Linked DNA regions of Homo sapiens: region 1 is linked to region 2. Evidence: read pairs that join two places in POLR2A ChIA-PET (ENCODE). Cell type or tissue: K562. All regions are shown on one strand. Each heading gives the region's core, and the rest is flanking DNA. Links, peaks and the distances in the headings are about the cores only.

Region 1 (16,872 bases), core at 5,587-10,586, 260 kb before region 2:
CGAGGCCGTCGAGAGCATTCCGACTTTTTCCTACGGACTGTACAGAGGGGTCCAGGGCCCCAGGACTGCTCTTGCGGCTCAGGGTGGGGTGTCAGAACACCCTCCATTCTGGGACACGCAACTAGCTCCAGGGGTCACCCCCTGCCCGCCTGGGGGCTTTTAGCCCAAGGGTGGGGTGGGGTAAGTGGAGGCTGCTCTCCCCCTCCTGGTCGGGAGCAGCTGGGGGAAGAAGCTGGAGCCTTGGCAGAGAGGGAGGGAGGGAGGGAGGGAGGGAAGGGCGGAGTCTGGAGGGGAGAGCCTGAGGGATCTAAACCCCATCATCTTTACAAGCTGGCCCTCCAGGCTCCCTAGGGCAGCTCCGGCTGTGTGGAGGGTGGGGTTCCCCTAGGAAGGGGTGAGGGTGGAGGCCAGGCCCCTTCAGAATTGTGCTGGTTGCTTTGTTTGGGGACTTTGTTCCTTCCCCAGAAGGCCGGGGCGGGGTCAGGGGGAGGAAGGCAGTTCTGCATCCTTTCTTGCTTTCTGTCCTCTACTTGACAGAGTCCATGTCGCGTGTTTCTTTCTGCTTGGCTGCTGGTGCACAGCTCCACCGAGACCCCTTCCAAGGGCTCTCTGAGAACTGGGCTGCTTCTGGGGCCCGCGGGGGTCCCCGGGCTGGAGGAGAGAAGGGCTGAGTGGCTGACGACGTGTAATTTTTGCTTTTCGGTGGGGCTGGGCTGGGCTGGGGGATTTTTCCATTCTCAAAATTTCTTCTCCCCCCTTTCGAGGAACCTCTTCTTCTCATTTTGTTGTTTCTTTTGTCGATCTTATCAGAGGAACCAGGACTGAAACAGGATGAAAAAGAGGCGATACTGAGAACAGCTGGGGCAGGTCCCATCTCACTCCTACCTGGCCCAGTGACCTGGCCCCTCAAGGGTCCAGCTCCCAAAGAGCCAGGGTGCCGGGCAGCCACCACCCACCTTGTTCCCATGGAGAAGAAAGGGCATCCCCATTCTCTCCCTCCCTCCTGCGAGAACCCCGCCCCCTCAGAGACTCTGCCCCTAGTGCTAGAGTCCAGCTGGCCTTCCCGTGGGCACTGTGCCCAGCGGGTGGGACCCCCATGGCTGGCGCTGGCACAGGCCTGAGATCTGGCCATGTTTCCAATTGTTTAGGTTTTTGTGTGGGTCCTGGAGGGTGGGGAAGATGCCAGGCTGGGGCTTTTGTACCCAGAGGGGTTTTAGGAATGGGTTGGGGGTGGCCCAGCTTCTTGCTGAGTTTTCTTTCTGTCTCTTTGGATTAAAAGCAGAAATTCCCATCTATATACCCCAGCCAAGGTCCCACAGGCTGAAAGACTGGGGGCAGGGGAACCACACAGCTTCAGTCCCTAGTAGCGCCAGGCCTGGGGGAGGGGCCACGTAGCCCATGGTGCTGGATCCTCTACCCTCAGGGCACCAGACATTGAGGAAGGACTTGAGGCTCCCTGGGGTGAGCGTCATTTCCTTCATATCGCCAGCAGGGGGCGCTGCCTTCCCACAGACAGGGCCTTGTCTTGTCTGCCTGTGTCTGGTGGCTCAGCTCAGAGCACACCCAGGGCAGACCCCAAGGGTCTGGGCTGCTTGGCTACGCCCTCCATCCAAGGCTCCAGCCCCACCTCCTGGCAAAGTGGTGGGTCAGGGTCTACTGTGGTCTACTGGGCCTGGGTGCACCTGGTAGTACCGTTGGGGCAAAATGAGGGTCCCTGAAAATGCATCTTGGGACCTCTCCCAGGCTGTCACAGACTCTGGTCTGCAGGGGCCAGGCGGAGCCAACTACAGAGCACATACCAGGTCCTGGTTCACTCCACCCCTGCCCTGACCCCACCAGGAAGCTAGGCACAGAGGGGGTACGTGACCTGCCTGAGGCCACACAGCCCTCGGGCAACAGAGCCAGGGTTCAAATGTAAGGGGCAGTGCAGGCTGTGCTCCTAACTGCTGCCTGTGCTGCGAGCACGAGGAAGCAGGGTCTGTGGTGGCCAGAATGCCTGTGCCCTGCCTAGGGTCAGGGTGAGGGCCCAGGGCAGCTCATCTGCCAACTTTTCAAAAGAAGCCAGAAGCCCAAACAGAATTTCGTGTGAAAATTTCCAATATTTAAAACATTGCTTTGGTCAAACATTCTGCCTGCAGGCCAGACCTGCTCTCAGGCTCTGGTTTGGGACTGAGGATAGGGACACTGAGTTTCAGAAAGGGCCTTGGAGATCATCTAGCACTTTCTGTGACAATGGAAATGTTCTCATTTCCATTGCAGTAGCCACTAGCCACAAGTGGTTTCTAAGCACTTGAAATGTGGCTACTGTAACTGAGGAACTAAATTTTTCTTTAGTTAATAATTTAAATGTAAACAGCCACACGTGGCCCGTGGCTACCACAATGGACAGTGCAGATCAAGAGCATCTGGAAATGTGGCGGTTTGGGATTGCCACAATGAGCAGGCGCTGCTGGGTGGGCAGAAATGCTAAATTTCCTGTATGTGCTGGACAGTACGCACAAGAGACCTGCCCTCCCTCAGTGGGGCTCCTCGAGCACCTGCCCCAAGTCCAACCGGTCAATTGACTACAGGCCAAACAGAGGCTCATTGGGGCCTGGCGAGGCTAAGGCGGAAACCCAGGCCTGAGGCATCCCCAGAGTGGGTGGGGGAGAACCGGCCCGCAGCCAGCTCCTGGGCTTCTGGCCCAGGCCCGGGGGTGGGAAGCGCCTGGGCTGGGTGACCCCCACCTGCCACAGGCTTGGGCCTGTTCCCTGGGACCCCCTTCCCAAGGGGAGACTATACAGGAACCCTGTGCCATTGCCCCGAGGTTGAGGGGGAGGCTGACTCTGGTGGTAAGCCCACCCCTCTCCTCACCAGGCAAATGAGGCTTGTGGACAATAGGACAGGGAGGGCCCCACCTGCCCTATCTGCTCCTGGCAGATCATGCCAGGGCCTCACACTGGCCCCTTTGGGGTCTCCTGAGCTGTACAGTTGGGGACAACTGCCAATGCTCAGACTGGGGGGTCCTCCTCAGGGAAGGAAGACTCTGGTTCCAGGTCTGGAGTTAGGGACAAAGGCTGCCCCAAGGGGGCTCCCCGGCACCTCCCCACAGGTCCCAGAAATGGGGGATCTGCTGCCAAGCACAGAGTGGCTTTCTCTGCTCACCCCTCCCTACTTCCTGAGCCAGGTCCAAAATTGATTAAAACTAAGTAAAAAGCGCTGCCCAGGGAATGACAAAATTGCTAAAATTCTCTTTTCTTCCCTCATTCTATTGTTCTCTCTCCATCTGGTGCTCCAGAGATCAGCTAAAGTCACTGGTTACTGTGGAAACCACCCCCGGCTGTACCCCCTGCGCCCGCCCGTTGCAGCCGCCTGCCTGCCCCCAGGCCCGAGGGCTCCAGCTCCGCTTGTCCAGCTTCCGCTCCCCCAACCACTCCCAGACACACCTGCCTGCTCAGGGGCCCTGGACCCCCGCTGGGACTCCTTCCTCCTACCTCCTGGAGCCTAAGACACAGGGAACATGGGGGGAGACAAACTTTCCCTAAACTCTGACTTGGCCCCCAAACGTCCAAGCAAAGTGAGCAAAGAAAGTAAAGGAGGCAGCGGAAACAGGGTTAGCAGGGACGGCTCGTGGCAGTGGTCCTCGGAGCGCACGACCGCAGAGCTGTGAGCAGCCCAGGCAGGCAGCAGGAGGGAGGGAGCGATGGAACCCTGAAGCCTGGTGCCAGCCCAGAGCTGGGAGGGGAGGCCCGCCTGCTGTCCCTTCCTCTCGCACCCCCTCCCGCCTCTGCCAGCAGGGCTCTCTCGGCCTCCCTGGCACAGAGCAGAGGGGGCTGGCTCCAGCCCCTGCTCGGAGCCATTGTTTTTCTTCTCAGCACCCCCAAGTTCAAGTTCATCTGGGTGTTACATCATGTCTGGTTGCTCCTGGAAACCAGACGGGTCAGACGTGACTCTGGGGAAAGGGGGTGGGAAGCTGGAGGGGGTTGAAGTTCTCTTCCCCTCCCCTCCTTGCCACTAGGGAGCTCTGAAGTTTGAAGTTTGACAAAGTTTTTTGGCTTTTTTTTTTTTTTTTTTTTGAGGGAAGGAAAGGAAAAGAAAAAAAAAAAAACAATCTCAAACCACACACACAACTTCCATCCACCAACTTTCTCTGGACTCAGGCCCCAGAACAGAGGCAGAGCAGGAGATGAGAGGTGGCCCCAGGGGCTCTTGAGAGAGGTGGATTTCCCCGGGCTGAGGACACCTCCAAGGTGGTGTTTTTGTAAAATGTGCAAAAGAAAGATCTTTGCATGTTCTTTTTCAAAACCCTGGGTGGTAAAAGCCTCAGGCCCCCTAAAGCTGCCTCTGTCCTCCTCCTGAGATGGGTCTTCCCTGTGCCCCCAAGGGCACTGGGCTCTGTGGGCACTGGCCTCTGGGGTCTCCACCTGGAGGGCTAAGAGTAGTCTTATGCCCTGCTTGTGACGGGGATCTGTCTCCTGGTGAGAACTAAGGGTGGTGTCAGCAGGGGATAGGAGCAAGGATGAGGTCTCCAGCATGCTGGCCTTCTCCCTAACAGGACTCCTGGAGACTTGGGTGAGGGGCCTCTAGGGTGGCGGCCTGCCCTGCCCTGCCCTCAGTGCCAGTTCTGGGCACGCAGCCCACCAGGCCCTCTGTCCCTCCTCCACCCGTCACCCAGCCCACCCAACGCCAGGGGAAAGGGGAGGGCTAGGGGCCGGGGCTTCCAGTCGGGGCAGGTGAAAGCAGTGAGGCAGACTCTATTCTCCTCCCGATGGGCCTCAGGCTTCCATCTTTGCTTCTACCAGGCCTGGCCCAGAGGGCCTCTAGACTTGGGTCCTTGGCCGCCTTCCCCAGGGCCAGGGCTGTCAGAGCTAATTATCCAATTAGCTGATTAGCCAGGGAGCCTGGGGGCTGCCTGGGGAGACAGGCTCAGCTGGGCGTGCAAAAGCCTGGGCCCTCCAGCCCCACCTCAGACCTCTCTCTCCCTGTTAGCCCCAAGGACTCCAGGCTCTTCCCTAACACCAAGATGCCCCCCAACCCTGACTACTCCCCTGGTCCCTGCATCCAGGTGGTGGGCAGGGTCTCCTACCTGAGACTGCTGTGGGATGTTCAGAAAGTTGCCGTCCCGGGGTCCGATGCTGACAAACCGGTTGGCAGAGGAGGCGCCTGTCGTTGCGAATGCTGTGGGGAGCAGGGGAGAGAGGGAGAGACCCTGTCAGGCCTTGGGGCCCACCTGGGCACTGCCCCTCGGGGCTGCTGAGAGAGGGAGAGACTGAGTTAGACCATGCTGCCCGAGTTTAGGCTGGCAGTGGGAAGGATGGGCCAGAGGGGCATCTGAGCTGAAGGCCAGGCTCCGAGCCTGCCCCCCACTACAGAGGGACACCCTCATCCTCTCACTGACCAGGAACACACACTACACCCCCGACACACACCCACTCAGAAGCCACAGTCTCAGCCAGGCATCCTTTTTCACAGCTGGGATGAGGGAGAGGCCCTGGAGGCTGAGACAAGTCTCCTGGACCCAGTTCCACCCGCTAGTGAGGCACTGGGCAGGGCTGGGGATAGCCCTGGTCCCCAGGTACCCTCAGTGGATAACCCTGCTTTCCCACTGGCCCCTCTCAGGTACTGAAGAGAGGGGGCCAGGGGAGGGTGGAGGCTTTGGCAGTCCGGCCCCACCCTGCTTCGGGAAGGCCTTCCCAGCCAGGCTACCTCTCCAACCTGGGTGGCCTAGCTAGATGCTACACCTCTTACCACTCTGGGCAGGCCCAAGGACCAGGCAGGCAGGCTTGGGGAACCCAAAGGGTGCCCAATGGAGGTCTGAGCCAGGTAGGGCAGGGTCAGAGAAGGGCCTAGGAGCTGGCTGCCTGGCTTGGGCCCAGGGGGTGGCAAGGCTCAGGCCTATGGCATTCTCCTCCTCTGACTGATGCACCAGGTCCAACAGGCCTGTGGTTCCAGGACCAAGGCAATAGAGGAGGAGGAGGCTGGAGAGCCTGGCAGAGCCCTAGGGCTCAGATGCCTGGGAGCAGCCATCCTGGGGCCCAAAGACAAAATGATCTCAACAGCCCTGAGTTCCTCTCAGGTTGTCCAGATGGAGCCCTGCTGGAGGGAACAGGCCCTGCACCCCCAGAAGGGAAGATGCCCCCAGAGGAGGCAAGGAGTGTCACAGGTTACCTGGAAGGCCCGCCGCTGCCCTGCACCAGACACACCCAGGGACTCCATGCTCACCAGATTCTGCCCACCTCTCTCCAGAAGTGGCCCCCGAACCCTGTAGCCCAGCTCCCATCCCCCACCCTGCCCACCTCCAATGACTGTGACTTCATGTCTTATGGTGGATGCAGATGGGAAGATGGCATGAAGAGGATGGAGAGGGGAAAAGAACTCAAACCACGAGAAAGGAGGAGAGACAAAGCGAGCGGAGAGCAGTGTGAGATGGGCCACCCCTCCCACCGCCACCGAACTGCCCTGGCCTGTGGCCTGCCCACCCCCAGAGCTGCCCACCCTGGCCCACAGACAGCACCCGCCCCATCCTCCTGTCCTTCACGCCGGGTCTACCTGGGACCTCTCGAATGATTTTTCTTCTTTTCCCTTTGACAAAATTTGTCATTGGTTTAAGAGGAAAAAAAAAGAAAAGAAAAGAAAAGAAAGAGAGACAGAGAGAGAGATGAAGTAAGCCAAAGCCCACAGCCCTCCCTCGTCCTTGGAACATCTAACCTGGGAAAGGAATTGCGGAGAAGGGACGGGAGAGGGATGGAAGGGGGGGAAAAAAAAAGAGGAACAACGAGAAACCAAATGTGAGACTGAGGGGGAAGGGGTCGGGCTGGCCTGCTGCGTCTTTGAGGCCCAAGGGCCCAGGGATGGAGGTGAGGGGCAAGGCAAAAAGGGGATGGTGGTGGCGTCGCCTTGTGGTTACATTTGATTTTCTTGGTGTGGGGGGAACAACGAAACAACAAAAAAATTAAAAAACAAAAACAAAAAACAAAAAAAAAAAAACAGCAATCAGGCATGAAGATGGCATGGCTGTGCCTCCCCGCCCCCTCCCACCCCCGCCAGCACCCCTGGCCTGCGCGCCCCAGCTGTGCTCTCCCTCCCGCCCCCCAGAGGGGCCTGGGCCAGGGGCCCCGGCTGGGAGCAGCGGGCAGGGGGCTCGTGGGGTGCTGGCTGGTGCGACTGAGGCCCGGGAGGGAGGCTGTGGTTGGGGGGCTCGGCTCTGCTCTTGTCCATGGTGCTCTGGGTTGGGGGGCTTTGGTGGTGGGGAGGGGGAAGGCTTTTCTTTTTGCAGTGGAGACTGTTTGGACGGGCCGGGGACGCTGGGCGTTGTGGTTTCGGTTTCATCGTCCACTTACAAGGTGATGGAGGAGTCAAGGCGGCGCCGTCTGGGGCAGTGCTGGTGGATTTGGAATCAGGCATAGGAAGGGGCACAGGTCTGGCCACTGGAGGCGGCGGCGGTAGCAAAAATGACCCCGGGACTTTGCCCTGGCCGCTACCGTTGGGCTGCGAACAACATAAATAGAGTGACGCATGAAGGCACATCACACACAGACACACGCTCCCCTGCGCGGCCGCGCCAGCTCGCTCCTGAGAGCGGGCGCTCCCGGTGGAAGATCCAGGATTGGGTCCTCTCCTCCAGGGCACAGGATGGGTGAGGGTGTAAGGCCTCTATTTGGTCTCTCAGGTGTTTCTCTTTTTTTTTTTTTTTTTTTTTTTTGGTCCTCTTTTGAAGTTGTGGGAGGGAGGGAGGGGGTGTTCGACGGGTGGTTTGTTACTTCTTAGGGAAAATGTTTTAGGTACCAAAATGTGCCACCTAGCAAATACGTGCAGCTGTACCTAGAACTCTCACACTCCTGAAGACCATCTCCTACAGCAGGAAAGATGAGCGCGCTCACCCTGCTCCCCCGGCTCCCCAAAGCACATGCCTGCCTCCCTCTGAGGGCTGTCGGGCTGAGCTGGTTCACCTAACCAAGGACGGCAGGCCTGCCAGCACCCACCCCACAACATGTCCTCAGGAGGCCACCAGAAGTTGGGGAGCTCGTCCTCGGCTCCAGCAGCCTGGGTCCTCACTGCCTGTGGGTGGTAGGGTGCTGACCTGTTCTCTCAAGAATGGCCAGGGAAGAAAATCCATCGCTGCCAGCTCTAGTGCCCGTGAGGTTCTTCAGGAGGACTTCCCTGTACAACGCCCTCAGACGCCATGGATGCTCGGCTGCCAGGATGCATTCCTTGTCCTTTATGCCCTCATTTGCTTCTAACTGGATTTTCTCCTCCAGGCCCTGTGCATGGCCTTGCGTGGGTTGGCCTTCTGGCTTCAGGACACACAGGTGCCAAAGGACAGACAGAGGCGCCCCTGCCTCTCCCAGGCAGGTTCCTTGGAGAGACCTCCCTGGAGGTTTGGGCACACACCTCCTGCTGCTCTGAACAGGACCCTGATGACCACTGCAGCGTGGGCTCAGGAAGGCCTGGCCTGCGCTCTTCATCCTAAACCAGCACCTCTCCTGTGGGATAGAGTTCCGCCCTTCCGGGCACCCGGATGCGAGACCCAGAGAGGATGCTGTGTGCTCCTCCTCCTATCGGTGAGCAAGCCCTGAGGAGCCCATCCCCTTGATGTCTCCAGCCAGTGCCTCGTTCTGTCCTCACAGATTTCAGCTGGACGATGACAATGAGCTGGTGTATGGGGCTCCCCTGTGCTGAGACTGTGCTTATCAGCTCAGGACCCTCAGTGTCCAGCCCTGGACCAGGTGCTTTAGTTCTGTTGTGTAACCCCTGACCCACCCCAGAAAGCATCAGTTCTCACCCAGGGGTAATTCTGTCCCCCTCAAGGAGACACTGGCAATGTCTGGAGACACTTTCAGTTGTCACAACAAAGAGGCTGGAGGGGCTGGGTGGAGGCCAGGATGCTCCTCGACATCCTGCGGTGCACAGGACAGCCCCAACAACAAAGGATCATCAGTCCAAGCATTAACAGGCCTGCCCTGGGAAGCCTTGCCACAAAGGAAGCTCTATTCTCTTTATTTCACAACTGAGGAAACTGAGGCTCTGGGCCATTAAATGGTTTATCCTAAGTCACCCAGCTGCAACTGGCCAGACCTGGAATTCACAGCCATGTCTGCCTGACTACTCCAGGGATGCTAGGATTCTTTCCACCAGGCTCATCAATCCTCTCCCCCAAATCCACATCAGCTCAGGTTTCTCCAGTCCTCTGAAACCTTCCACGGCCCCAGCTATACCCAACATGAAGTCCAATCTCCTCAGTTGGGCATTCAAGGCCCCCACGGATGCCTCTACTGGTCCAGCCCCTACCGCCCCTCTGCACTTCCCATTCCAAACTGACTGGGGTTTCCGGAACACAGGCCGAGCAGGCAGGACTGCACGCTGGCTTGCTGCGAAGCTCTCTGTATGAAAGACTATTTCCCACACCCTTCAAGACCTGCTCAAAAAACGCTGTCCCCTCTGTGGGGACCAGCCAGATCCCCTGAATCACAACCTATCTTTCTCTGCCCTGTTTCTCTAGGACATTCTTGATCTCACTGGAACCTTCAAAACAGGCCACTCCCCCATCCCTGCCAGCTCCCCAACAAGTCGGCAGAAGCATGCAGCACTCAAGTACCACTAAGCACGTGGGATCGACTTGTCCTTCCTGCTGCACTTTAAAGTCACGGAAGCCCAGGCTGGCCTGTGCAGCCACGCCCTTCTGAACTCTGGCTTCTCTGCCCACTGTTTTTTTACCACGATGACCAGCATCTAGGTCTGACACACTGTCCCTCTAAATGGTTCCTTTGACCCATTCCTGCCCACTCCAAGGGTGACAACTCTCAGTGGCCCTTGACAAAAGCAAACAGTGGCTGCTGGTCCCCATATGTGTCAAGGGCTGGAGAACTTTTGTGCAGGTGTTTTGGAAAGGGACCCTCAGTTCCAGGTAACAGTGCAGGTCAGAGCGTGGGGGTTTGCAGCGCTGCAGAGAAAGGTGATGCGACGCCTCCCCTCATCTCCATGCCTGCCTAGAAGGAGGGAATGGGACGGTCTGATCACAGCCTCACTCCTCCTCTCCAGGTGTCCCGAGCTCAGGCTCCCAGGGGACTGGGACACAGAGGCCTTCCAAGCAACCACAGGACGGCCTCTGCCTTCCTCCAGCTTCAGAGCCTGTCTCCCCGAGGAGTATCTAAATCGTTAATCCCACCCAATAATGCTAATCCCCGCCTGATATGGCCAGACATTGAAACCTGCTGATTTACAACATTCAGTTTCTAGATGTAACTTCCAACCAGGCTGGCATGTCTCAGCTCTGACTGGGGTACAGTTGAGGTTTTAAAAACCTCAAGGTCTTGTGACTGTGCAGTGCCTTAAAACCTCAGGAGTTAGGAGCTAGAAGGAGCCTGGAAGGTGGTATAGCTCCTCAATTTTTTTTTTTTTTTTTTTTTTGAGATGGAGTCTCACTCTGTCGCCCAGGCTGGAGTGCAGTGGCGCAATCTCGGCTCACTGCAACCTCCGCCTCCCGGGTTCAAGCGATTCTCCTGCCTCAGCCTCCCAAGTAGCTGGGATTACAGGCACCCACCATCATGCCCGGCTAATTTTTGTATTTTTAGTAGAGACGGGGTTTCTCCATGTTGGTCAGGCTGGTCTCGAACTCCCAACCTCAGATGATCCGCCCACCTCAGCCTCCCAAAGTGCTGGGATTACAGGTATAAGCCACCGCGCCCGACCAGCTCCTCACTTTCACCTTACAGATAAACACGTGGGCCTGGCTGTTCAGACAATGATGGTAAGACTGAGCCAGGACCAGGCATCCTGCCTCCCGGAGTCATGCTCTCCCATTGGGCCCTGTGATTTCTCCATCATGTTCACTTGGCAGTCTCTTCCTTCTCCCTGAAACACAGCTAACCAGGCATCCTCTTAACTGCCCTTTGCATCTCCTCTGCATAGTGTCTCCACATGGCCTTGGCTGTTATTACCCTAGGGTCCAAGGCCATGGCTATAGGTGTGCCCTGGGAACCCTTCTGCAATTGTCTATAAAATTCTGGGTTTTTTTTGTTTTTGTTTTTGTTTTGTACACAGAGTCTCACTCTGTCGCCCAGACTGGAGTGCAGTGGCGCAATCTTGGCTCACTGCAACCTCTGCCTCCCGGGTTCAAGCGATTCTTCTGCCTCAGCCTCCCAAGTAGCTGGGACTACAGGCACACGCCACCACGTCCAGCTAATTTTTTGTATTTTAGTAGAGAGGGGTTTTACCGTGTTGCCCAGGCTGGTCTCGAACTCCTGAGCTCAGGCAATCATCTGCCTGCCTCAGCCTCCCAAAGTGCTAGGATTACAGGTGTGAGCCACCACGCCCAGCCTAAAATTCTTCTATGCAGACATTTTCCTGCAAAACTGATCTGTGACTTCTGATTCTCAAGGAGGTTAGAAACAGCATCAGCATCACCTAGAAAGTTGGGAAAAATGCTAATTCTTAGTCCCCACCCCAGACCTGCTGCATCAGATGCTCTGGGGGTGAGGCACAGCCATCTGTGTGTTAGCCAGGGCTCTAGTTGACTCTCGCGCATGCCAAGTCTGAGAAGCACTGCTTAACAGTGGCTGTAGTGCAAGCACAGCTGGGCGCTGCCACTCCCTACCCACTGGATCAGTGGCGGAGCCGGGCCCTCTGGCTCTCTGCAGCTATGCATCAGCCTCTTGTGTAGCACAGTGCTGTCTCTAGCCTCCTCCCAGAAGCCGGGCGTGGGCTCCATCAAGCAGGCTCCCCGCTGAGCCCCCTCTCCCTCTCTTCAGTACAACAGGCCACACAGGCCACACAAGGAAACTCAGAAGTTGCTCCCCAGCTGGGCCACACTCCTTGCTTAATCAAGGTGCCTGTTTGCGGTGTTTTGTCCATGGTCTGCTTGGAGCAAGTGCCTGCCTCAGGAAGAGAAGCTTCTAGGCAAAATGAGTCCTCTGTCGTTTTTTTAAAAACTATGGCTCTATATCAGAGTCCTCAATCTTGAACAGTCAAGTCAAGGGAGAGGCTCAGGACCCAGCCCTCAGGACCAGAGGCTCAGAATGGCCAGGGGACTAAATGACCCACTTTCTCAAGGGTTCTGTGGTTAGGTTTGGCTCCTTGGCCTAACCTTGGCCGGTCTCTAGGCCAGCCTGAATTTGACTCCAAATCCTGGCTGCCTCGGTAGTTAAGAAAGCAGGTAAGGTAATGTTCCAGGCCTCTCTGCGGCATATCCCAGACCCCAGGCCCCTTGGGGGCTGGGCATAGGCTGGTAGCTCCCCGTGAACTCTGCTGGCATCTCTGATGCAAGCACAGCAGCTGTCAGAGGTCAGGTCTGCTCTTCCCTCCATGGCCCTAAAAGTGGACAGAGCTTGTCCAGAGAGAGGTGGGCGAAGCTACCAGTATGCTAAGGAGCTGCAGAGTCAGCCAAGAGAAACCCTCGATGGGCAAAGGGAGAAGGGAGACGAGGAGGAAAGGAGCAGGAGGGGAACAGGAGGGAGGGAAGAGGACTGGCTTCCCTTAGGGACAGAGTGAGGAGGCGGAGCCACGGCCCCGCCGCAAATCAATACACCAGCACTTAGCAAATGCTCGCTCTGCCAGAGCACACCAAGGCAGCACGGGGCTGGTGGCAGCAGGCAGCCTCTGGTGTGGGCTTCCGGGATGCCTTTCCCCACCACAGCCCTTTGAGCATCCTCCCTGCCTGACCTCTCGCAGCAGGCTTCCAAGCTGGGAGGGCTGGCTACAGAGGAGCTAGAGCTTCTCCTATTACAGCATGCTGCTGAGGCTCTGGATTTTTCCCAGAGGTCTAGAAACCTCCACATTCCAACCAGGGACCGTTGTCCCACTGAAGGGTCATCTCTGGCCCACCACCTCCTGGGATCATTCTTTCGCTGAGCAACCCTGAGTTTCTGTCAGTGACAGAGAAGGGCTCTGGGGGGAGCCAGTGTGTCTCCCAGGGCTGAGGAGCAGCAGGGTTTCACTCTAGAACCAGGACCGTCCTGGGAACCCTTTGTTAAAAGTCCTGCCAGCAGGAGTCTCCGTGGCAGCTATGTGGATCGGGGCTTTCCCTTGACACAGTGCTCCTCACTAGGGATGGTCTTCCCCTCCTGGGCACACTGAAATCTGGAGACTTTTTTTTATTATCAAGACTGGGGAGGAGGAGGTGCTCCTGGCATCTAGCAGGTGGAGGCCAGGGATATTGCTCAACATCCTACAGAGCACTGGATGGTCTCACACAATAGTGAATAAACAGCCCCAAATGTCAACAGTGCTGATACTGGGGAAACCCTGGTCTAGAATCTAGCAAATCCTTGCAGCCCCGAGGTTTAAGAGGAGCGCTGGGAGGTCAGGGCCCAGATCCGGGTTGGATCATCATGAGTTCACTCCTGCTGAGGGGGCAAGGACCATGGGAAAGGCAAGGAGCCTGACTGAGCAAGGGGGCCCAGATGCTGCCCCCACCTCTCCGGACCATGATAGACAAGCCCTGGCATAATACACAGACCCCCGTCCCCAGACCCAGAAAATCGAGGCGTTTGGTACTACCAGCTCCCTGCTGCTCCAGCCCCAGGTGGGCTCCTGGCTTTTGGGCCCTCTCCCTGTGAGCCCTGAGACAGACAGATAGATGTGGAGATGAGGCTGTAGCCGGGCTCCTGGGGCCCTCTGGACTCACCTGTCCGGTGGCCTGGCCCGAGCCATCCGAGCACACAAACTGCACAAACTCCTTCAGTGAGTCCTGCCCGTGGTGGTGGTGGTAGCGGATGGTCGGGTGCGTGAAATACGGGCTCGACTGCTGGATGATGGACGTGGAGGGGAAGTGCAGGGCTGATGCTGTGGCCCGGGGGCTCCCTGCATGCACGTGGGCAGGGAAAAAAGGGCGTCAGGGCCAAGGAGGCAGCCAGTGGGAGGGACAGGAGAGGAGGGGAGCTGCCGGTCAGAGGGTCCTGAGGATCCTGAGCAGGTAAGGCAGCCGCCACAGGCACAAAAGTTAAGGCGGCACAAAAAAGTCAGTCATCAGGATCCATGATGTTTTAATGCAATACAAAAATAATAATAATAATAATAATCAAATAGGCAAACTAGGGTCCAAAGGCCAGCCATTTGTTTTTGTAAATAAAGTTTGATCACAACCAGCGCTGGGAGATTAGGATGAGGCAGATGAGGCAGGGTAGGATCTTGTCTTTATTTTATTTGGCTTTTTAAAAAAGTGTTATTATTATTATTTGAGACAGGGTCTCGCTCTGTCATCCAGACTGGAGTGCAGTGGCACAAACACGGATCACGGCAAGCAATCCTCCTGGGCTCATGCAATCCTCCCACCTCAGCCCCCCAAGTAACCAGCACTACAGGTGCACGCCACCAGGCCTGGTAGATTTTTGCTTTTTTTTTTTTCTAGAGATGAGATTTTGCCATATTGTCCTGGTTAATCTCAAACTCCTGGGCTCAAGTGATCTGCCTGCCTTGGCCTCCCAAAGTGCTGGGATTACAGGCATGAGCCACTGTGCCCAGCCTAAAGAATTTTTTTTTTTGAGACTGAGTCTCGCTCTCTCACCCAGGCTGGAGTGCAGTGGTGCGATCTCAGCTCACTGCAAGCTCTGCCTCCCGGGTTCACGCCATTCTCCTGCCTCAGCCTCCCGAGTAGCTGGGACTACAGGCGCCCACCACCACGCCCGGCTAATTTTTTGTATTTTTAGTAGAGACAGGGTTTCACCGTGTTAGCCAGAATGGTCTCGATCTCCTGACCTTGTGATCCGCCCACCTCAGCCTCCCAAAGTGCTGGGATTACAGGCGTGAGACACCGCGCCCAGCCAGTATCTGTTAAATAGAGACAGGATCTCGCCCTGTCATCCAGGCTGTAGTGCAGTGGCATGATCACAGCTCGCTGCAGCCTCGAACTCCTGGCCTCAAGCAGTCTTCCTGCCTTGGCCTCCCAAAGTACAGGGATTACAAGCATGAGCCACTGTGCCCAGCCTCAACATTTTAAACCATTTTAAACAAAGACATGGCTGAGTGCTGTGGCTCATACCTGTAATCCCAGTGCTTTGGGAGGCCAAGGTGGGAGGATCACTTGATCCAGGAGTTGGAGGTCAGCCTGGGAAACATAACAAGACCCCGTCTCTACAACAAACATTTAAAAATTAGCCAGGGTGGCACACAGGAGGGATCACTTGAGTCTGGGAGTTCAAGGCTTCAGTGAGCTATAATCGTGCCACTGCATTCAGCCTGAGTAATAGAGCAGGAAACTGTCTTTGAAAAAAGAAAAAGAAAAACAAACAAAAAAACTGGTGTTTGCTTACCATACCCTTTTTTTTGCAATAGTTTGGATTTTAAAACATATTCCATTAAAATATTATTTATCTTGATGACTGAGTTTTTGATACTTGCTGACACTCTGCACCTAAGGTGAGTGCCTCACTAGCCCTGCCTTAATTCAGGCCCTGGGTGGGAGACTGGGTGGGGGACAAGAGGAGGCAGAGGGTTCCCTGGGGCTCTGGATGAAGACAAAGCCAGCATCTGCTCAGGATGGCCGTCTGACATATGCACACACATCTCCTGAGTGCGAGCTGGTGTGCACCCAGCCACCGCCACCTAGGCGGTGTTCTCATGTGCTCAGCCTCATCACTCACACACGTGTCCTCACATACGCGTCCTTGCACACGCAATTCCCAACCCAGAGCAGGCCCCAGCTCTTCCTCCTCCCGTCTGTTTCCAATCAGCTCGCTCTTGCTCTCGGTTTCATTAGGGGGCTGAGGAAACTTGGCTTCTCTCTGGAGTTCATAAAAGCTGAGGTGGAGCCGGAGGAGCCAGGCCTGCGCCCTCCTGCTGCCTGTGTAGAGGGCCTGGGCTCCCCACCCCCACCTCGCGGCCACCACACCCTGCCCCAGCACCGGCTGCCTCTGGGCTCCCAGCCAGGAGGCCCCAAGGAGGAAGCCAGGAGGTAAACCTCCTCATTTTCTGTGTCCTACATACGAGCCCAGGAGATGGCAGGCGGACATAGGGCCATATCCAGAAAAAGTCCAGGCCTCTTGCTGCCAGGTGGGTGCCCAGAGAGGGAAGAAGAAAGTGAAGGAGTGACAGGGCTGAGGTCTCAGCTCCCACAGCCTCCTGCCTGATCCTATCTCCTCAGGGCGATCTAGGTGTTCTCATCCTGAGCACCTTCTCAACTGGGACACTGAAGTCAGAGAGCAGCCCCACGGCAGTGGGCAGTTCCTTTTCCTGGGGAGCAGCCCAGGTACCACCTGTCCCCTAGACCCAGCCCTTCCTTTCTAGAAAGCGGCAGGGAGGCCCAGACAAGGTAGCTACTTGCCGCAGGAGCCTGGGCTCCTTAGGAGTACTCTTCTCCATCCAGGCCCCACATCAACCTGGGCTCATGCTGGCAAAAATCCAGAGCCTGGGCTCAGCCAGGAGCTGGGAGAGAGGAGCCGGCAGGAAGGCAGAGCAGAAGGCTGTGCCTTCCCGCTCACAGCTGGCAGGACAAAAGGAGAACTGGGCCAGAGTTGGGGAGGACTCGGGACAGGCTTGTGTTGTATGTAGCACCCATGCACGTGAGGAGTGAGAAGTGGGAGGTTGCTCAGGAGCCAGGTGGGCAGCCCAGGGGCCCGGCCTGGTCCTCGATGAGGTGCTACGTGAAGCAGGGGCCGGCTCCCATGCCCACCCGCTGCTGCACCTTGGCCCACTTGGAGAGCGTGGGGCTGTCACTCGGGGTCAGCTCTGGCCCCTTCACCTGGCCAGCTGCCCCTAGATACTCAGCCACCTCCCCAACTGCCCCCCTCCGGGGCCCCCCATTTCTCACCTGGTCTGACTCCAGCAAGCACAGGCAGCGGGTGGTGGGTGAAAGCCATGCGCGGGGAGCTGCCCTGAGAGGAGAGGGCACTGCAGAAGTCCAGCTTTCCTGACTTCTTTAGAGAAGCCGGGCCTGGGGGGAGGAAGCAGCAACACAGGGCA
Region 2 (13,427 bases), core at 1,350-6,349:
CAAGCTGCACCTGGCAGGTGAGCACCCCAGACCCTGCCTCACCACCAACACCCAGAAACCCACACCTACCCTGCCATGACAATGTTAGAATTTCCTTATGAGAGGGGCCTAGCATGGCCACCAAGGTGGGAGGCACGGATAGTGCTGAAGAATGGTGGATAAGAATTAGACTGCCTGGGTTCAAATCCCAACTCTGCCACTTTGTAGCTGTGTGATCCTGAGGAAGTCATTTAACCTCTCTGGGTCTCACATGGACCCCCAAAAAGAGAGAAATAACAAATATACCTCGCAGAGCTGTTGTTAAGATTAAGCATATAAGCATATGAGCAGGGCTCGGTGGCTCACGCCTATAATCCCAGCACTTTGGGAGGCTGCAGTGGGCAGATCATTTGAGGTCAGGAGTTTGAGACCAGCCTGGCCAGCATGGTGAAACCCCTGTCTCTACTAATAATACAAAAATTAGCTGGACGAGGTGGCATGCGCCTGAAATCCCAGCTACTTGGGAGGCTTAGGCACGAGAATTGTTTGAACCTGGGAGGTGGAGGTTGCAGTGAGCCAAGATCACGCCACTGCACTCCAGCCTGGGTGACAGAGTGAGGCCCTGTCTCAAAAGAAAAAAAGAAAAAAAAAAAAGGAAAAGGATTAAGTATATGTGTCACTACCAGGCACATGACAAGTAAGTTGATTATTATAAACAAGAAATGATTATTACTACTTGAAGCTGCATTTGCATTCCAAAGGAAGGGTCTTAAGTTATGGGTTTGTGAGGATTGATGTAATTGTTGTCTCCCCTGTCCAGGGGATCCCCAGGCCTCAGTTCCCAAACCTTACCTGAATATCCAAGACCCTAGCTCACAGGGTTCCCCTTTGCCAGGACCTTGTTGTCCCTCAGAGATGGACACAACAGAGACATCGGGCCCTGGAAACCATCCAGAACGCTGTGGAGTGCCGAGCCCTGAGTGAGTACAGCACCCTCCACCGTTTTCTCGCGTACTTTGCCCATTGCCCAGGAACTCCCTCGGGTCCTGACCCATCCGACCCTATCTCTCCCAACGTCCAGATGCGAATCCTTCCTGGAACACCTCCAACGTGCCCTTCGCAGTCGCTTCCGCCTGCGGCTATTGGGGGTACGCCAGGCACAGCCGCTCTGCGAGGAGCTCTGCCAGGCCTGGTAGGAGACGCGGGGGCAAGGGGCGTGGGTTGTGACTTGGGCGGGGAAGAGGGCGGAGCCTGCAGTTTGCTTGGCCTTCTGTGTAAAGGGGAGTGGCCTCCAACAGGGCCAAGGTTTAAGAGATGCAGCTTAATGTTTAGAGCCCAGGTAGATAGGGGCGAGGCATGAGAAGCCCCCAGCTTTTAAGATACCTGCCATATGGCAATGTGGCTTTTCATAGCCCTGCGATTTCTTTTCTTTTCTTTCTTTCTTTTTTTTTTTGAGATGGAGTCTCACTGTGTCACCTAGGCTGGAGTGCAGTGGTGCAATCTCGGCTCACTGCAACCTCCACTTCCCGGGTTCAAGCGATTCTCCTGCCTCACCCTCCTGAGTAGCTGTGGTTACAGGCGCACACCACCATGCCCGGCTAATTTTTGTATTTTTAGTAGAGACGAGGTTTCACTATGTTGGTCAGGCTGGTCTCAGACTCCTGACCTCGTGATCCGCCCGCCTCGGCCTCCCAAAGTGCTGGGATTACAGGCGTGAGCCACCGTGCCCGGCCTTTTTTTCTTTTTTTTTTTTTTGAGATGGAGTTTTGCTCTTGTCGCCCAGGCTGGAGTGCAGTGACACGATCTCAGCTCACTGCAACCTCAGCCTCCTGGGTTCAAGTGATTCTCCCGCCTCAGCATCCCTAGTAGCTGAGATTACATGCTTCCGCCACCACGCCCGGCTAAATTTTGTATTTTTAGTAGAGACGGTGTTTCACCGTGTTGGCCAAGCTGGTCTCAAACTCCTGACCTAGGTGGTCCGCCTGCCTTGGCCTCTCGAAGTGCTGGGATTACAGGGGTGAGCCACCATGCCCAGCCAGGCCCTGAGATTTCTTAAGGAGTGAGTCCTCTTGATTGAAAAGATAAGGTAAAAGGGTGGGTGCCTGTAATCTCAGTCGTTTGAGAGGTCAAGGCAGGAGGATTGGTTGAGGCCAGGAGTTCAAGATCAGCCTGGGGAACATGGCAAGACCCAGTCTCAACAAAAAATTTAAAAATTAATTAGACATGGGCCGGACGTAGTGGCTCATGCTTGTAATCCCAGCACTTTGGGAGGCCAAGGTGGGCAGATCCCCTGAGGTCAGGAGTTTGAGACAAGCTTGGCCAACGTGGTGAAACACCGTCTCTACTAAAAACACAAAAATGAGCCAGGCGTGGTGGTGGGCGCCTGTAATCCCAGCTACTCGGGAGGCTGAGGCAGGAGAATTGTTTGAACCTGGGAGGCAGAGGTTGCAGGAAGCAGAGATTGGGCCACTGCACTCCAGCCTGGGTAACAGAGCAGGACTCCATCTCAAAAAAAAAAAAAAAAAAAATTAATCGGACATGATGGTGCGCACCTATAGTCCCAGGTACTTGAGACACTGAGGTGGAAGGATTGCTCCAGCTTGGGAGGTCAAAGCTGCCATAAGCCATGCTTACGCCACTGCACTCCAGCTTGAGTCACAGAGCAAGACCCTGACTCAAAAATAAATAAAAGGAAAACGAAAGAGTGGGAAAATATGAGGGACTGGCCTGTAACTAATGGTCTGAGGTCTGTAGGGACAAGGCCAGTTGTGACGTGGCCCAGAGTATGGAAAGATCTGATAGAATATGGGGCAGGGTGAAATCTGGAGAGATGGGGTTAGTTAGCAGGGGAGTGGTTCTAAAAGGCGGGGCCTGGATCCGAGGTGGGGGCATATAGTGAACACAGTCTAGAAGAGCCAGAATCGCGCTGGAATGTAACTACAAAGGCTTTACCCACCTCTCCACTCGCCATCTCCAGGTTCGCCAACTGCGAAGATGATATCACCTGCGGCCCGACTTGGCTCCCACTCTCAGAAAAAAGGGGCTGTGAGCCCAGCTGCCTTACCTATGGACAGGTGAGCGTGGGGCAGAAGGTGAAGGGAAGAGACTGAGATCCTCCCCACCAAGTTATTTATTTATTTATTTATTTATTTCTGAGACGGAGTTTCATTCTTGTCACCCAGGCTGGAGTGCAGTGGCGCGATCTCAGCTCGATGCAACCTCCGCCTCCGGGGTTCAAGTGATTCTCCTGCCGCAACCTCCCGAATAGCTGGGATTTCAGGCGCATGCCACCATGCCCAGCTAATTTTTGTATTTTTAGTAGAGTCAGCGTTTCACCATGTTGGCCAGGCTGGTTTCGAACTCCTGACCTCAGGTGATCCGCCCACCTCGGCCTCCCAAAGTGTTGGGATTACAGGTGTGAGCCACCGCCCCCGGCCCCCACCAAGTTCTTTCTTACCGTGTCTAGACCCCAGAGACCGGATTGGTACTCCCCAGGTCCCTGCTCCCACCCTTCCCTAGCCCAACCTCCTACTGGGTTGTGCCCTTTGACCCCAAAAGCTCTCGAAGTCCAGATTTGCCCTTCCCAAGAAACCATTCCTGCTCTGGGTCCATCCACATTTTACCCTGGAGGACCCAGAAGCCCAGTCACTCTCTACAAAACCCCAGCCTTGATACAGACCTCTCTGCGCGCCCCCCAACTGCCCCAACCCTGATTCATCCCGCTAGGGCCCAGTAAGAACATTCACCCTCCCCAAGGACCTGCCCCCACTCACGTTCCGCACATAGACTCCCAGGCCGCACGCTCCGGCTCTGACCCCAATCCCTAAGGAATTTACACATTTTTCCCTTCCCGAGGCCACGCCCCCCACGTCTCTGGACTCCGCCCACTAGGGCCTTAACTCCACTTTTTCCTAGACCTTCGCAGACGGGACGGACCTTTGTCGCTCGGCTCTGGGCCACGCCCTACCGGTGGCTGCTCCTGGAGCCCGTCACTGCTTCAACATCTCCATCTCCGCGGTACCTCGTCCCAGACCAGGACGACGGGGCCGGGAAGCTCCCTCCCGGCGTTCCCGCAGCCCTCGCACCTCCATCCTGGACGCTGCGGGCAGCGGGAGTGGCAGTGGAAGCGGCAGCGGCCCCTAGCGGACGCGTGGCCCTGAGTTGGGGGAGCGACCCTTCCCCCAGCCCCGCCCCTCAGGACACCCAGAACCCCACCCCTCGTCCTCTCGGCCTTCTGTAATAGTTTTGAGATGTCTGTCCCTCCTCCCTGGAGCTCCAGAGACCCACCCCTCTCCAGGTTATCCCAGAAATGACCCAACTCTCTCACTTTTCCCTCTCCCCTTTGAATAAAGTCGCCAGCTAGAGCACGTGACGAGTGTGGCTGCTTCTTGGGGAAATAAGTCGGAAGGAGAATTGCCAGAAAGTAACGGATGTCTCACGTCTAATCCTCAGACCCTAGAAGTAGTGACTGACTCATACTAGAGTGTAAATGATAGATAGCCTGTGCCCTAGAGCAGTCAACATAACTGGGAATACCCAGTTGTTGGAAATGGAGAGGGGGTCAGAACAGGGGCTGACAAGGGCAGGAGGGGTTCCTTCCCACTGTGTGCCACCAGGGCTGCCAAGAAGCTGCCTAACTTGTATAGGCCTCAAGACACACTTCAAGGCCAGGTGCAGAGGCTCATGCCTGTAATCCCAGCAATTTGAGAGGCTGAGGTGGTTGGATTGCTTGAGCCCAGGAGTTCAAGACCAGGCTTCGCAATACGGTGAGAACCTGTCTCCACAAAAAAAAAAAGAGAGAGAGAGAAAGGAAGAAAAAAGAAAAAGAAAAAGAATATTTTTAATTGGCCCAGTGTAGTGACCCGTGCCTGTATTCCTACCTGCTCAGCAGGCTGAGGCAGGAGGATCGCTTGAGCTCAGTTCAGGGCTGCAGTGAGCCACGATCACACCACTGTACTCTAGTCTGGGTGACACAGTGAGAGCCTCTCTCTCAAAAAAAATAATAATAATAAGACATGCAGACACAGAATACCAAGCTGGCCCTGGTAGTATGTGCTGTACTCCCAACTACTTGAGAGGCTGAGGTAAGAAGATCACTCGATCCCAGAACATTGAGGCTACAGTAAGCTATAATCCTGCCACTACACTCCAGCCTGGGCAAAAGCCAGATCCCAGCTTTTTATTTATTTATTTATTTTGAGACTGAGTTTCGTTCTTGTTGCCCAGGTTGGAGTGCAATAGCAGGATCTCAGCTCACTGCAACCTCCTCCTCCCGGGTTCCAGTGATTCTCCTGCCTCAGCCTCCCTAGTAGCTGGGATTACAGGCACCTGCCACCAAGCCCAGCTAATTTTTTGTATTTTTAGTAGAGATAGGGTTTCACCATGTTGGCCAGGCTGGTCTCAAACTCTTCACTTCAGGGGATCCACCCACCTTGGCCTCCCAAAGTACTAAGATTACATGTGTGAGCCACCACGCCTGGCGTTTTTTTTGTTTGTTTGTTTGTTTTTTTGAGACAGAGTCTAGCTTTGTCTCCCAGGCTGAATTGTAGTGGTGCAATCTTGGCTTACTGCAACCTCAGCCTCCTGGGTTCAAGTGCTTCTCGTGCCTCAGCCTCCAGAGTAGCTGGGATTGCAGGCACACACCACCACATCTGGATAATTTTTGTATTTTTAGTAGAGATGGGGTTTCACCATGTTGGCGAAACCTCAGGTGATCCACCTGCCTCGGCCTCCCAAAGTGCTGGGATTACAGACACAAGTCACCATTCCTGCCCAAGACCCCATATTATACATGTACAGACTACAGAATTTGGTGGGAATGACCCCGTGTAGCGTCCACCTGTGTTCACAACCCAGCTCTACCACTTACTTATGCTGTAACTTCGGTTTCACACGTTGCCCAGATTGAGCCTCAGTTTCTTCATCTTTAAAATGGGAATGTGGGCCAGGCACGGTGTCTCATGCCTGTAATCCCAGCACTTTGGGAGGCCGAGGCAGGTGGTTCATTCACTTGAGGCCAGGAGTTCGAGACCAGCCTGGCCAACATGGCGAAACTCCGTCTCTACCAAAAGTACAAAAATTAGCCAGGCAGCCGGGTGCGATGGCTCATGCCTGTAATCCCAGCACTTTGGGAGGCCAAGGCGGGCAGATCACGAGATCAAGAGTTCAAGACCAGCATGACCAACATGGAGAAACCCCATCTCTACTAAAAAATACAAAAATTAGCCAGGCATGGTGGGGCGCACCTGTAATCCCAGCTACTCAGGAGGCTGAGGCAGAAGAATCGCTTGAACCTGGGAGGTGGAGGTTGCAGTGAGCAGAGAACGTGCCATTGCATTCCAGCCTGGGTGACAGAGCAAGGATCTGTCTCAAAAAAAAAAAAAAAAAAATTAGCCAGCTGTGGTGGCACATGCCTATAATCCCAGTTTCTTGGGAGGCTGCGGTAGGATAATCACTCGAACCCAGGAGGTGGAGGTTGTGGTGACCTGAGACAGTACCACTGCACTCCAGCCTGGGTAACAGGGTGAGACCTTGTCTCAAAAAGAAAAATTACAATAAAATAAATAAAATAAAACGGAAATGCATTCCTTTCACAGGATTGAGAAAGGAGAATTCAGTGAGTTAGTGCAAGTTTTTCTGCTTATCTAACACTGCATACCAAACAATTCCAATATAGTGATGAAAAAAAGGTCACTAGGCTGGGCGTGGTGGCTCATGCCTGTAAGCCCAGCACTTTGGGAGTCCAAGGCGGGCGGATCGCAAGGCCAGGATATCGAGACCATCCTGGCTGACATGGTGAAACCCCGTCTCTACTAAAAATACAAAAAATTAGTCGGGCATTGTGGCAGGCACCCGTAGTCCCAGCTACTTGGGAGGCTGAGGCAGGAGAATGGCATGAACCTGGGAGGCAGAGGTTTTAGTCAGCTGAGATCACACTACTGCACTCCAGCCTGGGCGACAAAGCAAGACTCCATCTCAGAAAAAAAAGTCATTATCGGCTGAGTGCAGTGGCTCATGCCTGTAAGCCCAGCACGTTGGGAGGCCGAGGCGGGCAGATCACCTGAGGTCAGGGGTTCAAGACCAGCCTGGCCAACATGGTGAAACCCTGTCTCTACTAAAAATAAAAAATTAGCTGGGCATGGTGGTGCGTGCCTGTAATCCCAGCTACTCAGGAGGCTGAGGCTGGAGAATCACTTGAACCCATAAGGCAGAGGTTGCAGTGAGCCGAGATCATGCCACTGCGCCCCAACCTGGGTAACAGAGCCAGACTCCGTCTCAAAAAACAAAACAAAAAAAAAGAAACAACAACCAGCACTTTAGGAGGCCGAGGCAGGTGGATCACGAGGTCAGGAGTTCGAGACCAGCCTAACCAACATGGTGAAACTCCATCTATACTAAAAATACAGAAAATTAGCCGGGTGTGGTGGCGCATGCCTGTAATCCCAGCTACTCAGGAGGCTGAGGCAGGATAATTGCTTGAACCCAGGAAGCAGAGGTTTCAGTGAGCCGAGATCACGCCATTACACTCCAGCCTGGGTGACAGAGCGAGACTCCATCTCAAAAAAAAAAAAAAAAGTTACTATCTTTCATGGTTCTGGGGTTTGACTTGGTTCAGCTTGGCAGTTCTTCCTGAAGATCTGTCATATACTTGCAGACACAGTGGCTGGGGCTGGAATCACGTTGAAGGCTTCCTTGCTCACATATCTGGTAGTTGGTGTTGGCTGTTGCCTTGAACTTCTGCTGGGGCTGTTGGCCAGAATATCTGCACATGGCCTCTCTGTGGCTTGGGCTTCCTCTCAACATGGCAGCTACGGTCTAAGGGAAATATCCCAAGAGAGCAAGCCAGGTGGGATCTGTTTCAGTTCTGATGACTTAACCTTGGAACTCACACAGTGTGACATCTCTCACTTTTTATTCACTACAGTGAGTCACTGAAGCCAGCTCATATTCAAGGAGAGGCATCATAGACTCCACCTCCAATGGGGGGGATGTCAAATAAAATGCTTAGAAAGTGTGGCACACAATTATCACTCAATGAATGTAGACCGTCTATTATGATTGCTTCTGGTGGATGATGTTACATACTGGGTTACTGATGTTATAGACTGTGTTATTGTGACAAGGAGGAGGAACAAGCATTCAAGGAAGTAAAGCAAGTCTTTAAAGGATCTCCAGTCAGATAATCAAGCCATGGAGGACATTCCAAGTGAAAGGCCTGGAGATTTCATATTCTGGGAACTCTGAGCTGACCAGGAAGCCTGGGATAGACCATGGGAGATGGGATCTGGTCCTGGAAGACACTGGATGCCAGGCAGAGACACTTGAACCTGAGGATAGAGTGTGATGTACCAGGAGCTGTGGCTCACACCTGTAATTCTAGCACTTTAGGAGGCCGAGGCAGATGAATTCTTTGAGGTCAGGAGTTCCAGACCAGCCTGGGCAACAGGGCAAAACCCCATCTCTACTAAAAATTAAAAAAATTAGCTGGGCATGGTGGCACACACCTGTAGTCCCAGCTACTTGGGAGGCTGAAGGTGGGAGGATTACTTGAGCCAGGAGGTGGAGGTTGCAGTGAGCCATCATCTGCCCTCCAGCTGAGGCAACAGATGGAGACCGTGTCTCAGAAAAAAAAAAAAAAGAGAGAGACAGGAGGGTGTGATGCAAGGTTTGGCAGTTCGGGCTACAGTCTCAGCTACTTGGGAGGCTGAGGTGACTGTATTGCTTGAGGCCAGGAGATTGGGAATAGCATGGGCACCATAGCCAGACCTCATCTCCAAAATAAAAAAAAAAAAAAAAGTTAGGCTGGACAAAATTAGGTAGGACAGCTCACGCCTGAAATCCCAGCACTTTGGAAGGCTGAAGCAGGAGAACTGCTTGAAGCCAGGAGTTCAAAATCAGCCTGGGCAACATAGTAAGACCTCATCTCTACCAAAAAAAACAAAAACCAAAAAAAATTAGCGAGGTGCAATGGTTTGTGCCTGTAGTCCCACATACTCAGGACCTCATTTAGAAAAGGAAACATGTGAAAGCCATAGGTTTTTTGTTTTTGTTTTTTGAGACGGAGTCTCGCTCTTGTCACCCAGGCTGGAGTGCAGTGTGGCACGATCTCGGCTTACTGCAACCTCTGCCTCCCAGGTTCAAGCTATTCTCCTGCCTCAGCCTCCTTACTAGCTGGGATTACAGGTGCCTGCCACTATGCCTGACTAATTTTTGTACTTTTAGTAGAGACGGGGTTTCACCATGTTGGCCAGGCTGGTCTTGAATTCCTGACCTCAGGTGATCCACCTGCCTTGGCCTACCAAAGTGCTGGAATAACAGTCATGAGCCACCGTGCCCAGCCTTGTTTTTGTTTTTTTAAAACAGGGTCTCACTCTGTTGTTCAGGCTCTTAAGTGCAGTGGTGCAATCTCGGCTCACTGCAGCCTCAACCTCCCAGGCTCAAGTGATCCTCCCACCTTACCTCCCCAAGTATCTGGGACTACAGGCGCTCACCACCACGCCCAGCTGATTTTTGTATTTTTTAGTAGAGACAGCGGTTTCACTATGTTGGCCAGGCTGGTCTTTAACTCCTGACCTCGTGATCCGCCACCTTAGCCTCCCAAAGTGCTGGGATTATAGGCATGAGCCACTGTGCCTGGCTGAGACCCTTTTTTTTTTTTTTTTTTTTTGAGATGGAGTCTTGCTCTTTAGCCCAGGCTGGAGTGCAGTGGCGCTATTCTCGGCTCACTGCAAGCTCCGCCTCCCAGGTTCACGCCATTCTCCTGCCTCAGTCTCCCGAGTAGCTGGGACTACAGGTGCCCGCCACCACACTGGCTAATTTTTTGTGTTTTTAGTAGAGATGGGGTTTCACCATGTTAGCCAGGATGGTCTCAATCTCCTGACCTCGTGATCCGCCCACCTTAGCCTCCCAAAGTGCTGGGATTACAGGTGTGAGCCACCCGGCCTTTTTTTTTTTTTTTTTTTTTTTTTGAGACGAAGTCTCACTCTTGTCCCCCAGGCTGGAGTGCAAAGGCGCAATCTCGGCTCACTACAACCTCCACCTCCCGGGTTCAGGCAATTCTCCTGCCTCAACCCCTGGAGTAGCTGGGATTACAGGTGCCTGCCACCAGGCCTGGCTAATTTTTGTATTTTTAGTAGAGATGGGGTTTTACCATGTTGGCCAGGCTGGTCTAGAACTCCTGGCCTCAGGTGATCCACCCGCCTTGGCCTCCCAAAGTGCTGGGATTACAGGCGTGAGCCACCGCACCCAGCCAACTCTGTTTCTTAAAAAAAACCTCAAAAACATGACACTCGGGATCTTCAGCAGGCCAGTGTGGAACCCTGGACTCTTTCCAACTCCCGTGTGAGCTTCACGCTGCTGGGACGGGGACCCAGCACTGAGTTCTCACAAATTCAAAGGCTGTTGTTAGAAGTAACATTTGCAGGCCGGGCGCGGTGGCTCATGCCTGTAATCCCAGCACTTTGGGAGGCTGAGGCGGGTGGATAACCTGAGGTCAGGAGTTCAAGACCAGCCTGGCCAACTTGGTGAAACTTCGTCTGTACTAAAAATACAAAAATTAGCAGGGTGTGGTGGTAGGTTCCTATAATCCCAGCTACTCGGGAGCTGAGGCAGGAGAATTGCTTGAACCCAGGAGGCAGAGGATGCAGTGAGCTGAGATCGCACCACTGCACTCCAGCCTGGGTGACAGAGTGAGGCTCTATTCCAGAAAAAAAAAAAAAAGAAGTAACATTTGCAGGCTGCACATGGTGGCTGGTGGCTTTTACTTATAATCCTAGCACTTGGGGAGGCCAAGGCAGGAGACCCCTTGAGCTCAGGACTTCAAGACCCACCCCCTGGTGTCTACAAAAAGTCAAAGAAGGCGGGGCACAGTGGCTCACGCCTGTAATCCCAGCATTTTGGGAGGCCAAGGCGGGCAGATCACGACGTCAGGAGATTGAGACCATCCTGGCTAACATGGGGAAACCCCTTCTTTATTAAAAATACAAAAAATTAGCCAGGCATGGTGGCATGTGACTGTAGTCCCAGCTACTTGGGAGGCTGAGGCAGAAGAATTTCTTGAACCCGGGAGGCGGAGGTTGCAGTGAGCCAAGATCACACCACTGTACTGCAGCCTGGGAGACAAAGCAAGATTCCATCTCAAAAAAAAAGAGAAAAACAAAATTAGCTGGGCGGGGTGGTCGGTGCCTGTAATCCCAGCTACTCAGGAGTCTAAGGCAGGAGAATCGCTTGAACCAGGGAGCCAATGGTTGCAGTGAGCCGAGATTGGGCCATTGCACTCTAGCCTGGGCGATAGAGCAAGACTCAGTCTCAAAAAAAAAAAAAAAAAAAAGAAATACAAAATGAGCCGGATGTGCTCACTTGAACCCATGTGGCGGAGGTTGCAGTGAGCCGAGATGCCACTGCAACACAGCCGGAGCAAGAGTGAGTCTCCATCTCAAAAGAAAAAGAAAAATAAGCTTTTAAGTCAAATAACAAAATAATAACAACAAGACGAGGGTTGGATAGAGGGTGTCTCTTGGGTGGAGACCACACCTCCTCCCGAATGCCTACTCTCACTGCCCTCTTCTTGGGCCCTTTTTTTTTTTTTTTTTTTGAGACGGAGTCTTGCTCTGTCACCAGGCTGGAGTGCAGTGGCATGATCTTGGCTCACTGAAACCTTCGCCTCCCATGTTTAAGTGATTCTCCTGCCTCAGCCTCCAGAGTAGCTGGGACTACAGGCACCCACCACCACACCCAGCTAATTTTTGTATTTTTGGTAGAGATGAGGTTTCACCATGTTGGCCAGGATAGTCTCCATCTCTTGACCTCGTGATCTGCCCACCTCGGCCTCCCAAAGCGCTGGGATTACAGGCGTGAGCCACGGCGCCTGGCCTCTCGGGCCTTCTTGAAGCCAGGTCTCCCATTTCTAGGCCTCAACACGTGCCCAATGCCTGGAACCCCCTCCATCCTCCAGTCACTTATTCCACCGCATTCACCCCGCAGACCTCTGCCAGTCAGTTCCTCAGGCTCTGAGACCCCCAGATCAGAGCTGGGTCCCCCATCATGCATTCCTGGGCACTCTAGCCTCCACTGTCAAAGGACAGTTCTGGGATTCTGGCTGGCTGGTGCAGTGCTGGCTTCTGCGTCCTACAAAGAATTTGCGTGGAGTGGAGAAATGCTCTGTTATGGGTTGAATGGGTCTCCTCCAATTCATATGTTCAAGTCCTAACCCCCAGCATGTCAAAACGTGACTGTGTTTGGAAAGAGCGTGTTTAAAGGGGTAATTAAAGTAAAATGAGGTCATATTTGTGAGCTCTAATTCAATGACAATAAGAAATTAGGACACTTGGCCGGGCACTGTGTCTCATGCCTGTAATCTCAACAATTTAACACTTTGGGAGGCTATGGTGGGAGGATCCTTTGGGCCCGGAGTTTGAGAGCAAACTGGGCAACATAGCAAGACCCCCATCTCTATAAAAAAAATTTTTTTTCTTTGAGACGGAGTCTCACTCTGTTGCCCAGGTTGGAGCGCAATGGCACGATCTTGGCTCACTGCAACCTCCACCTCCCAGGTTCAAGCATTTCTGCCTCAGCCTCCTGAGTAGCTGGGATTACAGGCATCTGCCACCATGTCCAGCTAATTTTTGTATTTTTAGTAGAGACGGGGTTTTGCCATGTTGGCCAGGCTGATCTCAAACTCCTGACCTCAGGTGTTCTGCCCGCCTCAGCCGCCCAAAGTCCTGGGATTACAGGCGTGAGCCACCATACCCAGCCCAAATTTTTTTTTTTTTTTTTTTGTGACTGAGTCTCTGACTATCGCCCAGGCTGGAGTACAGTGGCGCAATCTCGGCTCACTGCAACCTCCACCAGCCGGGTTCAAGCGATTCTCCTGCCGCAGCCTCCTATGTCGGACGTGGGATACAGAATGAGCATCCATCTCAAGAAAAAAAAAAAAAAAAAACTGTATAGGGGCCGGGCGTGTGGCTCACGCTTGTAATCCCAGCACTTGGGAGGCCGAGGTGGGCATGGAGGTGCGCATCTGTAATCCCAGCTACTTGGGAGGCTGAGGCAGGAGAATCGCTGGAGCCCGGGAGGTGGAGGCTTCAGTAAGCCAAGATTATGCCATTGCACTCCAGCCTGGGTGACAGAGTGAGACCTCATCTCAAGAACACAACATACCGTTGGACTCCCAAAGTGCTAGGCCTCCTCTCACATAGGAAGGCCCCATCTCTATGAAATAAAAAACTTAGCTGAGCATAGTGATACACGCCTGCAGTGCTAGCTACTTGAAGGCCGAGGCAGGAGGGTTGCTTGACCTCAGGAGTTTGAGGGCACAGTAAGTCAAGATTGCAACACTGCACTCCAGCCTGGGCAACAAAGCAAGACTCTGTCTCAAAAAAGAGAGCAGGGCAGGCGCAGTGGCCCACGCCTGTAATCCCAAGAACTTTGGGAGGGTGAGATGGGAGGAT

The links. Peaks named below come from ENCODE experiments on the same cell type or tissue, not always from the same donor. Only the 100,000 strongest peaks of a DNase experiment are listed, where the experiment ranks them.
Region 1: POLR2A ChIA-PET joins it to region 2 with 5 read pairs; 1 of 35 experiments calls an interaction of 5 or more read pairs at or near these places.

The regions. Positions count from the first base shown.
Region 1 is chr19:13,078,584-13,095,455 of GRCh38, reverse strand. NFIX (nuclear factor I X) reads right to left here. Exons shown (of 11, transcript NM_001365902.3): 7 at 16,721-16,843; 8 at 13,601-13,776; 9 at 7,320-7,467; 10 at 5,066-5,157; 11 at 1-821. The coding sequence ends at 807. Among named protein-coding and RNA genes, the nearest start is that of LYL1, 16 kb to the left of the region's middle. In K562, for the core only: a CTCF peak has its summit at 6,100; a DNase peak (open chromatin) is centred at 6,095.
Region 2 is chr19:12,816,401-12,829,827 of GRCh38, reverse strand. RTBDN (retbindin) reads left to right here. Exons shown (of 6, transcript NM_001270441.2): 2 at 1-17; 3 at 875-959; 4 at 1,061-1,171; 5 at 2,957-3,053; 6 at 3,895-4,346. The coding sequence ends at 4,122. RTBDN-AS1 (RTBDN antisense RNA 1) reads right to left here and starts at 4,095. Exons shown (of 3, transcript NR_187779.1): 1 at 3,916-4,095; 2 at 2,936-3,043. RefSeq lists a silencer at 1,144-1,303, an enhancer at 3,552-4,328 and a cis regulatory region at 3,897-4,697. In K562, for the core only: a CTCF peak has its summit at 4,112 (motif pointing left); a DNase peak (open chromatin) is centred at 4,147; H3K4me3 peaks cover 339 bases.